Regions from separate parts of the Homo sapiens genome. Here all the other regions are linked to region 2. A link is an interaction called in ENCODE POLR2A ChIA-PET data of the cell type or tissue named here. Cell type or tissue: MCF 10A. All regions are shown on one strand.

The links. Peaks named below come from ENCODE experiments on the same cell type or tissue, not always from the same donor. Only the 100,000 strongest peaks of a DNase experiment are listed, where the experiment ranks them.
Region 1: POLR2A ChIA-PET joins it to region 2 with 13 read pairs; 1 of 35 experiments calls an interaction of 5 or more read pairs at or near these places.
Region 3: POLR2A ChIA-PET joins it to region 2 with 8 read pairs; 1 of 35 experiments calls an interaction of 5 or more read pairs at or near these places.

Annotation. Positions count from the first base shown.
Region 1 is chr15:94,721,523-94,725,522 of GRCh38, forward strand. It overlaps LOC105370987 (a long non-coding RNA gene), which reads right to left. Exons shown (of 2, transcript NR_188300.1): 2 at 3,411-3,781. Among named protein-coding and RNA genes, the nearest start is that of LINC02852, 130 kb to the left of the region's middle. In MCF 10A, no CTCF peak of the experiment used is centred here; a DNase peak (open chromatin) is centred at 2,489.
Region 2 is chr15:94,790,639-94,794,638 of GRCh38, forward strand. It overlaps LOC105370988 (a long non-coding RNA gene), which reads right to left and starts at 531. Exons shown (of 3, transcript XR_932644.3): 1 at 169-531. In MCF 10A, no CTCF peak of the experiment used is centred here; a DNase peak (open chromatin) is centred at 1,803.
Region 3 is chr15:96,333,096-96,337,095 of GRCh38, forward strand. It overlaps NR2F2 (nuclear receptor subfamily 2 group F member 2), which reads left to right. Exons shown (of 3, transcript NM_021005.4): 2 at 981-1,508. MIR1469 (microRNA 1469) reads left to right here and starts at 166; the gene lies at 166-212. RefSeq lists an enhancer at 632-1,594. In MCF 10A, no CTCF peak of the experiment used is centred here; no DNase peak of the experiment used is centred here.

The DNA of each region.
Region 1 (4,000 bases), 69 kb before region 2:
CAGCCTCCCGAGTAGCTGGGATTACAGGCATGCGCCACCACGTCCGGCTAATTTTGTATTTTTAGTAGAGACGGGGGTTTCTCCGTGTTGGTCAGGCTGGTCTTGAACTCCCGACCTCAGGTGATTCGCCCGCCTCAGCCTCCCAAAGTGCTGGGATTACAGGCAGGAGCCACCATACCCAGCCATGTTTAACTGTTTGAGAAACTGCCAAACTGTTTCACAAAGTGGTTATACAATTTTATATTTTCACCAGCAAGATCTGAGCATTTTTCTGCTCCTCCTTGTCATCAGCAACATTTCATATTGTCAGTCTTTTATTTTAACCATTCTGTTACAGGTATACCAGCATCTCACTGTAGTTTTAATTCTCATGTTTCTAGTAAATGGTTTGTACCACCTGATTATATTCTTTGATGAAGCATCTGTTCAAATACTTTCTTCATTTTTAAAATTGGTTTTTTTATTTTTGTATCATTTAGTTTTATATATTCTGGAAACAAGACCTTTATCAAATATATGGTTTTCAAATATTTTCTTTGGGAACAGCGTTCATAGCAGTATGCCTTAAGCTGGGACTTGGAGAATAATGGTTCTTCAATGCATGAAAGCAATTCCTGTGAGATCACTTAATGCCTGTTTCCCTGGTCAAACATGCTCCATGTGGGTAGAGTCGGAGTCTGCATTATTCACTGCTGGGTGTTCAAAGCCCAGCACACTGTCTGACACATTAGTGAAATTCAATACTTATTCAATAAATGATTAAGTGAATAAGTAAACAAATGATTTGCAAGCTCCCAATGCAACTTATATTAATGAGAAGCAAAAGAGCTTTAGGAGGAGGAGATGAACTTAGAAAGCCAGCCTGGGATCTGACTGTGGGAGGCACTGGAAGCCAGTTCATGGAGATGGGCTGGTGTTTTATTTGTTAAGCAAATGAATGGTCTTAAGACAGGCTGAGCTGCACTGTCTGTGCTAAGGCTGTCTGATGGATGCATTTGAGAAGATAAAGCCTGCAAGCTGAGAACCTGTAGCAGGTTTTTGGTACTCAAAGGGAGAGATGACAAAAGTTGGATCTAAGAAGATATTATAATGTTATAGATGGTATAGTGGAATTATCTGTAGAATTGAGAAACTCATTGAATTGGAAAAGAAAGAAGAATCTCTGAGATAGAGTACAGCAAAAAGTTTTAAAACAAATGTATACAAATCAATTCATGTAAGACACTTACTGCTGAATGAATAGTGCCCCCAAAATTCATCTGTTGAAGCCCTAGACCCCAATGTCACTATATATGGATAGTCTAAAAGAAGGGAAGTAATTAATGATAAATGAAGTCATAAGGTGAGGCGCTGATAGGATAGGATCAGTGTCCTTGTAAGAGACCCTTGCTCTCTCTCCACCACATGAGGACATAACAAGAAGGCAGCTGTCTGGAAGCCAGGAAGAGGGCCCTCGCCAGAGACTGAATCAGTAGAGCATCTTGATATAGAACTTTATAGCCTACAGAGCTAAGAGAAAATCAATTTCTGTTGTTTCAACCACGCAATCTATGGTGTTTTGTTATGGCAGCCTTCACAGACTAATACAACCCGAGAGAAATTCTTTAGGAGTCTGACTCCTATAGAACTAGTTAAACAACAGTGGATACATTTTAGAATTAAGCTGAAAAAGGTCCAGATATAAATCCTGTTTCTTGTAATTAAAAGATGTGTGAATTTTGGCAAGTTACTTATCACAGCTAAAATTTCTCTATCTGTGCAAATACAAATATGCCTTCTCCTTAAGATTGGTGGTGATAATTTTTAAAAAGTTGTGTTTTGTACATGTAGCCTAGCACCTGGCATGAGTTGCTATTCATTAGGAAATGTGAAATCTTTTCCTTGTCCTAACACCACAGCAATGTATCTAGACTAAATTCTGTCCCACTGCTTCCTGAATGCTCTTGAAATGACTAGGCAGAGAAAGATTATGGGCACCTTCATGTTTATGTTAGATAATATTTCCCAGAGGTAACACTGCTGGGTAGAAGTATTAGTCTAACCTTTAGACCTCTTGCCAATTTAGCTCCAAGTTATAAAATGGCTCACTTAATTTTGAACTTAAAAGTTCCAGAAACGATGTCCAGCTCTACTCTCCCTCATAGGAGACTAACACAACTTCATTTATTTCATCTTCAAAAAAAATCTGTGAGATATTTATATCTTCTCCAATGTATGAGTGGGGAAAATGAGGCTGGGAGTGTCTAGGGGACTTTCTCAACATCACAGAGCTAGCAAATGGCCTCATAGAGATAAAAGTCAAGTTGGCTTGAAGGTGAAGTCCCTACTCCTTCCCCAACACTGCACTGTCGGCTATAAAACTTGAAGGGTGTTTTGGGACATAGCTGGAGAAGGAGGGAAATGTTTTCATGAGCCAGACTCTGACGATTGTGTTCAGCACATTTCCTAAGGTGGATTTTCTGCTCTGTGTCTGCCTTTCATTCAGCAGCATGTTGTGAAACAGCCACAATTTAGCCCCAGGTGCTCTTGGCTGAGAATGAGTTCTTAGAAAGCTGGCATGGATGTTTTTTTTCTGTCCCACACTTACAGTAATTACAAATAAGGGGTACTCTATGTGGTTGCTCCTACCCTATAATTTTGTTTTCAGTTGCCAAGATTAGTAAATTTGAGGTACAATCACTGGGTTGGATTGCAAACCTAAAGTTATTTTTGCTGTGAATTCTCTGAGGTTACAAGTAAATTTTAAAATGTTTGTTGTTGCTATAGATCAGTTTCAGAATTTGCTAGCTTAACTTCATCTTTCTTCTCTCTCTTAGTGTATTTCTGGAGTCCTTTGCAGAAGATCATTTGGGTTCCTTTTTGTTTTTTCTGTCTTTCTTTCTTTCCTAAAGTCAAGCTGAATTGAATTATATAAAGACTTAAGAGCCAATGCTTGTGAAAAATCTATAGTATAATTATCTTAAAAGTTGACCCCAAAAAAGCTATGCCAGCATTCATTGAAATATACATGTTTAGGGTAGAAAATATTAATATCGTAGAGATAATCTATAAAGCTAGAAGACATGTGGAGTTAAAGCAAAAATGCATTAGCAAGATTTGAAATGCAAACTTTGAGATTGAAGATATATACCATTCAATCCCTATTAAATGAATTTGCAAGTCAATCCTTGAACTATCATGTATTTATGCAGTTCTAATGAAGTATCATGGATTTAGCTCTGTTCTGTCAGAGAAGGCAGACCAGTAGCATGTAGCAGAATCTCAAGGCTTGTGAGGATAAGAAGGTGGCTAAATTAGCTTATTCTCACAGGTCTTGAGATCTTGACTACTATGAGAAGATGCTTAGGACATGTTTGTTAAATGAGGGTCAACTTGGTTGTAAATATAATCACATGAACGAAACAGTTTGGGACTTTGTAATATGAATATATTTACAGGTTGCAAGGAAGAGAAGATTCAATAAAATGAATTTTTAAAAGTAAAGAGAATGTATCTCTTCACAAAAGAGAAGAGTTCAAGGGCATGGTTGGCCTCAGGTAAGCAACAAGCCTCAGCAGGGACTCAGTTTCTTTTTCCCCACAGTCTTCCTTCCATGATGTTGCCCAATTCTTAGCTCTTGATTGTTGGTGGGCACGTGGCTGCCAGCAGCTCCTGGGACTGCATGTGTTCAGCTTCATGGTCAGTGATACACAGGGAGTCTACTCCCCTGAGAACTCAAAAGAAAACCCCTAGGATTGACAAGTGTTGACACAAATTTTGTCATGGACCCATCTCTGTGGCCCTGCGGATAAAACGGATAAAATAGTGTAACTGGCTTAGCCCACATCAATCGCCTGCTCCAATTCTGGGGCCAGATTGTGACATCTACTCCTCCAGAGTGAGAAAATGGCAGGTCCCTTGAAGAATCAGGGTACAGTTGTTGCAGGAAGGGGAATGAATATTGGATGAGAAATACAATAAATGTCAAAGGACGTGCCACATATACGTTGAGTGCTATAAG
Region 2 (4,000 bases):
TTAGACAAGGAAAGTTGAAAAAAAAAAGTCAAGGTTAAAACCATCTTAGAGAACAATAACCAATAGCCAGTAATTAGGAATTTGTTAGATAACAGAGGACTTGGAGGAAAAAAAAATGCAAGGAATAAACAGGACTGGTGACAGGGAAACATGGAGAAAAACACTAACCTTACCATGGGAACAGGACCGTGGAAATGCTGGCTGTCTTTGAAGGAAAGACCATCGTTTACTGGAGCACTCGCTTCTTTCTCCACATGTCGTGTTTGCACATCCAGTCATTCCAGCTCTTAAAGAAGTAGAATTTTACCTTCCTTATGATGAACCCTCAACAATTGTTACTTGTACAGTGTAGGCTCTTAATTTGTTTTTTTTTGATGGATTGGAAGAAGGAAGAAAGAGGAGAGGAAAAAGTTGTGTCAAGAAAGATGGGCTGATTTAACGTGAAAGTCACAAAAAACAGGCTTAAGAATTGAGATTTCAGATGTTAATTAGAAGGGAAGTGGTGATGTTAAGGAATCTTACATCAATGGTAGAGGTATGAGTGAGTCTGTAAGGTAATCAGAGAAAAGAACAAGCTACAGCAGATATTGATGACTCATTCTGGTAGTGAAAACAATAGAAAAATAGACTAGCAATTAGAAAAGCTCATAGACGAAAATTGCAGTTTTCTTTTTATTTCTAGTAAAAAGGAAATATGGATGTAATTAATAGCAGAAATCTGGAGAGAGGAGGATACTTAAGAAATTATAAAGGGACAATTTCATACCACAGATCGTTTTAGAAAAGAAGAGAACCACCAATTTCTCTAAGACAGAAAATAATTCAAAGATCTTTCTCTCTGATAGATTCAGAAAGAAAGAGAGCTGTTTGGTGGTTAAAAAAAGAAGAGATGTATTCATATAAAGTCTAATACATTCAGTGAAGAATTATGTGGTGATTGTGGTTCATAGGTACTTATTAAAGTGTTATGGATTAGCATAAGTAGAAGTTATTAATTGATTGAGGTACATTACTTGGAAACAGTGCCAACTCATGTCTTTGAAGCTCAGGCTGAAACACGCAGCCCGGGTTCTGAAGAGCTGTCCTGTGCATTACCAATTGGCTATTGCCCAATAAAACATTGTAAAACCAATAGCTGTCATAACCCTCCATCATAATTTCAATCAAAAATCATGGTAGCTTTTGGGAGTGAAAACAATGTAAGCTGGATTAGTAGTAGTAGTGATCAGTCAGACACATTTAACATGGTTTTGGTTAACTGGTAGTGTTAATAAACAAGTCTGTAGTCCTTAGTCACTTGGCAAAATACAGTTTGACAAAGATATTCATCTTCTATTGATTCTGAATATAAGTTTCATGCAAATATAGTGACCTGGGTAGTAAGAAGTCATCATATGCGGGGAAGCTGGGCAGAGAGGGAAGTTGGTTGTTTCTCTCTGACCAAGCACAAGGAGGTGGCTATGGAAGTGAGGATCGGGAAGGTACAATAAGGCCAGAGTTAAACTTCAACTCAATCAAGACAAAGAACAGTGGGAAGGTGCCATTTGTCCACATGGGCAAAAAGACCATTATCTTGGAATCAGGATCTCAGATGGGAAGCTGACATAAAGCTTAGGGCTCTATGCAAAAAGCTTGTGGGCTAGAAATCAGACTCCTAAAGCACTGACTCATAATTGCAGGCAGCAAGAGCACTGCAAGGCACCTCTATAGCAGACCTAAGACTTGAGCAACGATAATGCCAACAAAAATAGTACCTTAGATGAGCACAGTGCTTCATGCTTATAAACGCCTGTCATATACACTATATCATTCCATACTCTTATAACAAAGCCAGAGAGTTAGATGACTCATATCCACAAAGTGAATTTGGCAGATAAAATCAGGACCTGGGGCTTCCATTTTATTCATTCATTAATCCACTTACTCAATCAATTTAATTTTGCTCAACCTTATACCTAAGGGCTTGGTAACCCTGGGGCACCTGTATCTGAGTGCTGGCTGAGTTCCCAGGTAAGAAGCAAATAGGTACACTTGGGAAGTGGGAGCAGGGGACATTAGGTGTCAAGGACTAAGGCAATTCCTGGTATGCTTGTGTTTCCACCTCATTTATGTAGGCTTATATCTTTTTAAACTTATGAGCAGTTTTTAAGATTTGGTAAATCCTACAGCTGGATAATAAACTCGAGCATATAAATTTATGATTTGGATACTTTTAGCTTTATGAATGTATTAGTGTAGGTTAGAAATTCATGTGGAAAAAAAAAAACTACCAGATGAATTCTCCTCTACCCCTTTCTATAAAACCATGTAAAATGGAAAGAACTGTCCACTAATTTCCTGTAAGTTACATAAAATTGTCTGTTGTTGTTATAATTCTGTAGGCATCACACTACCCTAGTAAAATGATGTATGGAGCAATCGTCTGGTAGGGGCTGATGGGATGTAAATGAAACTAATTAAGGAAATGTCAAACATAATTAATAAAACAGGTTTAAGTTGCAAAAGCCCTGTCAGTGGAATGAATGGGGAAGAGCACCGCTTGCCCATTGTTGGGTGCACTCTCTCCCCTCTTGCCTCTGCTCTCCAGGCTTTATTTAGCACTGTTCAATTAGATCCTGGAAAGCTACTTGAAGCTCACTTTTCTACCTCACCTTCTCTTAGCTTGATCCCACAGAGAGGGAGGAATATAAATTTGCCTGTCGGCTTGCAGCTTGGAAAAAATTAATTGCCAACTCCTCGTCTTTTCCAAGTACTACAGGACATTAACATAACCAATTTGCTTGAACTCCTCACTGACTGCCTAATAGAGCATCTGACCAGCTGATAAAACCAGGGTGTTGCTGATGCTACCTTGTTATTATTAGCATTTGCATAATATCCAAATATTACAGTGGCATGATCCAAGGGCTCCATTTATTATTGATAAGAACAAAAAAGCGGGGGGGTGGGAGTCATTGAAAATAACAAAGCGGGTGAGTGACCTATAATTGTGGCAAGCAAATTAAGGTATGCGGTAGAGTCAGTTACATTTGCCTAGGAGTAATGATGCCCAAGACCTTTTTCTTCCCCGGGGACTGGAAAAATAATGGATTCCCTTGCAGCTGCAGATGGGGTAGGAGAATGCTGTCATCAGGACATGTTTACATAAGTTAGGCCGAGCGTGTGGCTGTGAGCCCTGCCTGTAGTGTTTGAGTCAGCTCCAATCATTTCAGCCACTGAAGCATAAGTCACTCAGAAACCCACTGGTTTCCGGGAGGGGTGGGTCACAGGAGCAGGAGCCAGGGAGAAGATCCTTGTTTGAAAGTCAACAACTGCATTTGCAAGGAGCGTTTCAAGCCCCTTCAGTTCGCAGACAAGGGTGATAACCTTGAAAATCAGAGGCCAATCAGCTTTTAAGTGAAAAGATAAAGATGAAATGTGGTTTCTGTTAACTTACAGACCTCCTGGCATCCTCACTCTGGGGTATTTCAATTCAGTTCATGTATGCACGCACACACACAGGCACACACACAGACAGAGCTGTGCAGGTATTTAATGTTGTTTAACAAATGTTAATTGAGCATCTACACTTACTGCACCTAGTACCGGGACAAAGAAGAATAAGATGTAGTTCACATTCTCAAGAATCTTAAAAAGTCAATTTTGAATTCAAATGAATTAAAACAAACACGTAGAGATTTTATTGGTAAGCAAATTTCTCTCCACAAAAGCCATTTATGACAGACACATTGAGGCTTGATATGTATCCGCTATATTCAGAAGTCTAATTTCAAAAAATAACATTAATTAAGCAAACACTGGTAATAGCACGAAAGGTATGTGTTTGCTTTCAGTGAAATGTTAATAGTCATTATTTGTTCTACTTAGTAAAGAAATCACAGGAGCCTATCATGTTATGCCAGAGAAGCAAGCAGGTGCTCGAATGCTAAGTGGGTCAGGCCAAGTGGACACAGACTCAGCTTGCAGAGGAGGCCATTGGCCACATTTAAGATGGTAATGG
Region 3 (4,000 bases), 1.5 Mb after region 2:
CTCTGCTTTCTTTTTTCCTTTCACTTTTTGAAACGAAGAGAGCGCGATAGGAAGTAGGAAAGGGTGGGCGAGGGGCCCTGGGCGGCTGCTTTCGCTCTGCGCGAGTTGGGTCTTTGTGATATAAAATTCGCCGAGCGCCGCGAGCCGTGCTTTGCCAATGGCGCGCTCGGCGCGGGGCGCGGGCTCCGGGTTGGGGCGAGCCAACGCCGGGGTTTCTTTGTGTTTCTGCGAGAGCGACTCTCCCGGTCCGGAGTCAGATAACAGCCTGGGCCCGAGCCTCGCCGGCTTTCCCCGGCCCTTACAGGCCCTGCCCAGGCTCCGCTAGTGCCGGCCGCCTGCTCCCTGCCTCTCCCGGCTTCCTCTCTCTTTAGCCGGCCTCTCTCTCTCCGCCCTCTCCCTCCGTCTCTTTCTCCGAGCACACTGATTAGACAGACGCCAGACCTCCGCTCTCTGCTTGTCTCTCACTGGGGGGGTTCCCCGCCGGGCTGGGGCTGGGGCTTCGGGGTTTGTGGGAGAGTCGTTCCGGAGTGGCCACAGGCCGTCTGGGGTGGACCCTCGTGCCTTTTGCAAAAGCGCCTCACCCTCCCCCCAGACTCGCCCCTCCCGCTCCCTCTCCTCCAATCAATAAGAAATATCAGCTGTTTAGCAGTAAAGAAGAAAGATGCCCTCAGAATGCTACATCCCGCCCACAGCGCCGGGGACCCCGAGGCAAGGTGGCCAATTCTGGGTCCTCGGCGGACCAGCCCCGAGCGGGCCTCGGAGGCAAGTGTGCCCCTCTGGCCCTCAGAGCTCGCCTGGGTGGTGGTTTGAAAGGAATGGTGCCAAGAGCCTGGCGACTCCAGCTCTGTGGCAGGCCTGCCTGGTTCTTGCGCTGCTCAGGGCCTGGGTCAGGTGGGGGTCGGGCTGGGGCAGACCCCGCCGGGGAACCTGGGGACTGAGGCTGGTCATTAACTGTGGAGTGTCTCCTTTCCTCCCCGCAGCGGTGCAGAGGGGCAGGATGCCGCCGACCCAGCCGACCCACGGGCAGTTCGCGCTGACCAACGGGGATCCCCTCAACTGCCACTCGTACCTGTCCGGATATATTTCCCTGCTGTTGCGCGCGGAGCCCTATCCCACGTCGCGCTTCGGCAGCCAATGCATGCAGCCCAACAACATCATGGGTATCGAGAACATTTGCGAACTGGCCGCGAGGATGCTCTTCAGCGCCGTCGAGTGGGCCCGGAACATCCCCTTCTTCCCCGACCTGCAGATCACGGACCAGGTGGCCCTGCTTCGCCTCACCTGGAGCGAGCTGTTTGTGTTGAATGCGGCGCAGTGCTCCATGCCCCTCCACGTCGCCCCGCTCCTGGCCGCCGCCGGCCTGCATGCTTCGCCCATGTCCGCCGACCGGGTGGTCGCCTTTATGGACCACATACGGATCTTCCAAGAGCAAGTGGAGAAGCTCAAGGCGCTGCACGTTGACTCAGCCGAGTACAGCTGCCTCAAGGCCATAGTCCTGTTCACCTCAGGTAGGAAGGAGCCCTGTCTTCTCGTGCCCACGGGCTCCTAGCCCAGAGCTGGGGCCCAGAGAACTTGGGAGTCCCCAGGGCAAACCCAGTCTGCTCCTTGAAAGGCCAAACTGTTGAGTGCAACTTAAAGTGGGAACTTTTTATAGCTGCTGGGCACTACCAGGCCTGTCCTGGGGAGAGGAGAGGAAGGCTGGATTGCAGGAAGGATGCTTCAGATAGATTCCCCACATGGGCCATAGGGCAGCCTCTGCTGCCTGTTTCCCCCACCTGCAGTATCCAGATTGGGATGCCCTCTCCTGCTCCCTTTCCTGAGCCCAGGCCCCCCGGGCCTGCTGGGCCCCAGGGAATCTCCTCAAGCCCTCGGTTTTCTCTAGCGCCCTGGCTGGGCCTCCAGGAGATGCCCTGGGCAGTGGAGCAGCCCTGACATTGTCTCTGCAGGGAAAAGTTTGCCTGCTAACTCAATAGGAGTTGGAGCTCCAGGCAAATCCAACCTGAGGGCAGCAATTTTCAAAATCATATTCTTACTGGAATAATGCAGACTGCCAGGAGAGGCGAAAAGATGTGTCAGGATGGGGCAACAGGAGGAAAGGGACCGTCATAACTCTTCAGAATGTCTGCAGGAGGTTGAAGACTCTGGCCTCTTGCTTCCCCTGCCCAAGCAAACACTTAAGGCAATTTTCAAACAACCCAAAGTGTATGCCAACTTGGGCTGGATATGGATGTTGCTAGAGATATAAAACCATCATTGACTGCATTATGCAATCTAATTAGTTTGCATGTAGTTTAACCTGTGTGAGTAATAGAGCTGATACTAATTAACTTGAGGCAAAATGATTTTTGAAGGTGTCTGGCTTTCCATTTTGGGCCACACCTGAGCTTTTTGGCTGCCTCCAGGCTGAGTTCAGCATAGCCCAGGTGGATGGAAATCACCAACCCCCTTTCACATTCTTGTACTAAGTTGTCAGCTGATCCTTTTGTCATGGCTGAGAGGGGAAAGGGGTTCCCGATTAAGAATAACAAACATCTGGACGTTAGCAGGGCTTGGAACCTAGTCACCCACTACAATTTTTTAAGCTTGTTAACAGGAAACGAGGAGAGATGTGTAGTTTATGTGGCAAACATAAAGGAGGTCCACAATCTCTTCCTTATTGTTCGAAAGAAGTCTGGGGAACTAAGTCATTAGCTGAACAGCTTGCAGCTTCTTAGTCCTCAAACTGCTGTCTTGTACATTGCTGCTTTCCACATAAAACCTCCCAGCACAGCCACCCCAAATTCTGCCTTTGGAAGTCCTTAGGTAATCAATTAAAGGCCAGTGTCTGGGCAGGGAAGCTGTTTGCAGAGGTTTGGATAGGGATTATTTTTCTCGAGTGCCCCTCATACCTAGAACGTTTGCCTGCTGCAGATATACAGACAAGATATCTCCCTACCTCATAGCCACCTTCACCCCTGTCCCACAACCCAACACCCAGCCCACCTTCTTGGACGATGGAGGTAGTCGTTAATTTCTTGGTATCATTGCTAGCTCTTAGCCTTACCCTTGGTCTTTCAAGGAAAAAAAAATGCCTGATACTGTCGTTAACAGTTTAATTTATGACTATTTGCAAAATGTGGAGGCCTGTGTGGAGAATGCAAATCGCCTCACAAAGAGATAAAGGTTCCTGTTATCTGATTCAGAGGGAGACACACAGTTCCGAGGATGCCGAGGGAAGGAGTCCTGTGCAAACAGATCTTTTAGTTCCTGTCCACAGACACCTCTACATTCTGTAGACATGCAGAGTCCTAGATATACATATGAGGAGGTTGCATGTGTGTTCTGGTTCTTGGGGTGGAGGTGGTGGTGGAGATTTTCGAATATCTGTTTTAATGACTCACAATATGCATATGTTAACCCCAGTCTTGTATGGGGAGCCCTGAAAGGTCAGGTCACAACCTGAACCGCCTTTACCAAGAAGCTTCTCATTTCAAAGGCACTTACTGTATTTTCACGTATCAAAAAAGAAAAGTGTTTTCCTGAAGATAACAGGGAGGGGGGATGCTTCTCGGAGGGACCTGGGTTTTAAAAAATAAAGGGGGGTAGGAGAAAAAGGGAGAGAGAAGAAAAAGGGGGAAAAGAAACAGCTCAAATGAACAGAGAGATCACGGTTTGCATGGCTGCCCTTCAATAGGCTAAACTGACAAGATCAGTTTTAAAGGGCCACTTAAATCAGTTTCAAAGACTGGAGAAAAATGAGTCGCCCTCTTTGGGGGGAATCTGAGGCTGGATCGTGGACGCCATTACTCGGGACTGGGCCAGGTTGTCCACCCCCAACCCCCAACCCCTATATAATTATAAGCCAAACTATTATTTACAGAGGAGGAGGGGAGAGAGTGCTGGTAGTTTTGGTTTCTTCTGTTTACTGACTTGGGCCAGACAGACCCAATGCACTTTTGCTTGGGCCTCTCAATGACCCAGGCTAAGGACTCGGGCAGTGAAAGCCTGTAGCACACTGAGC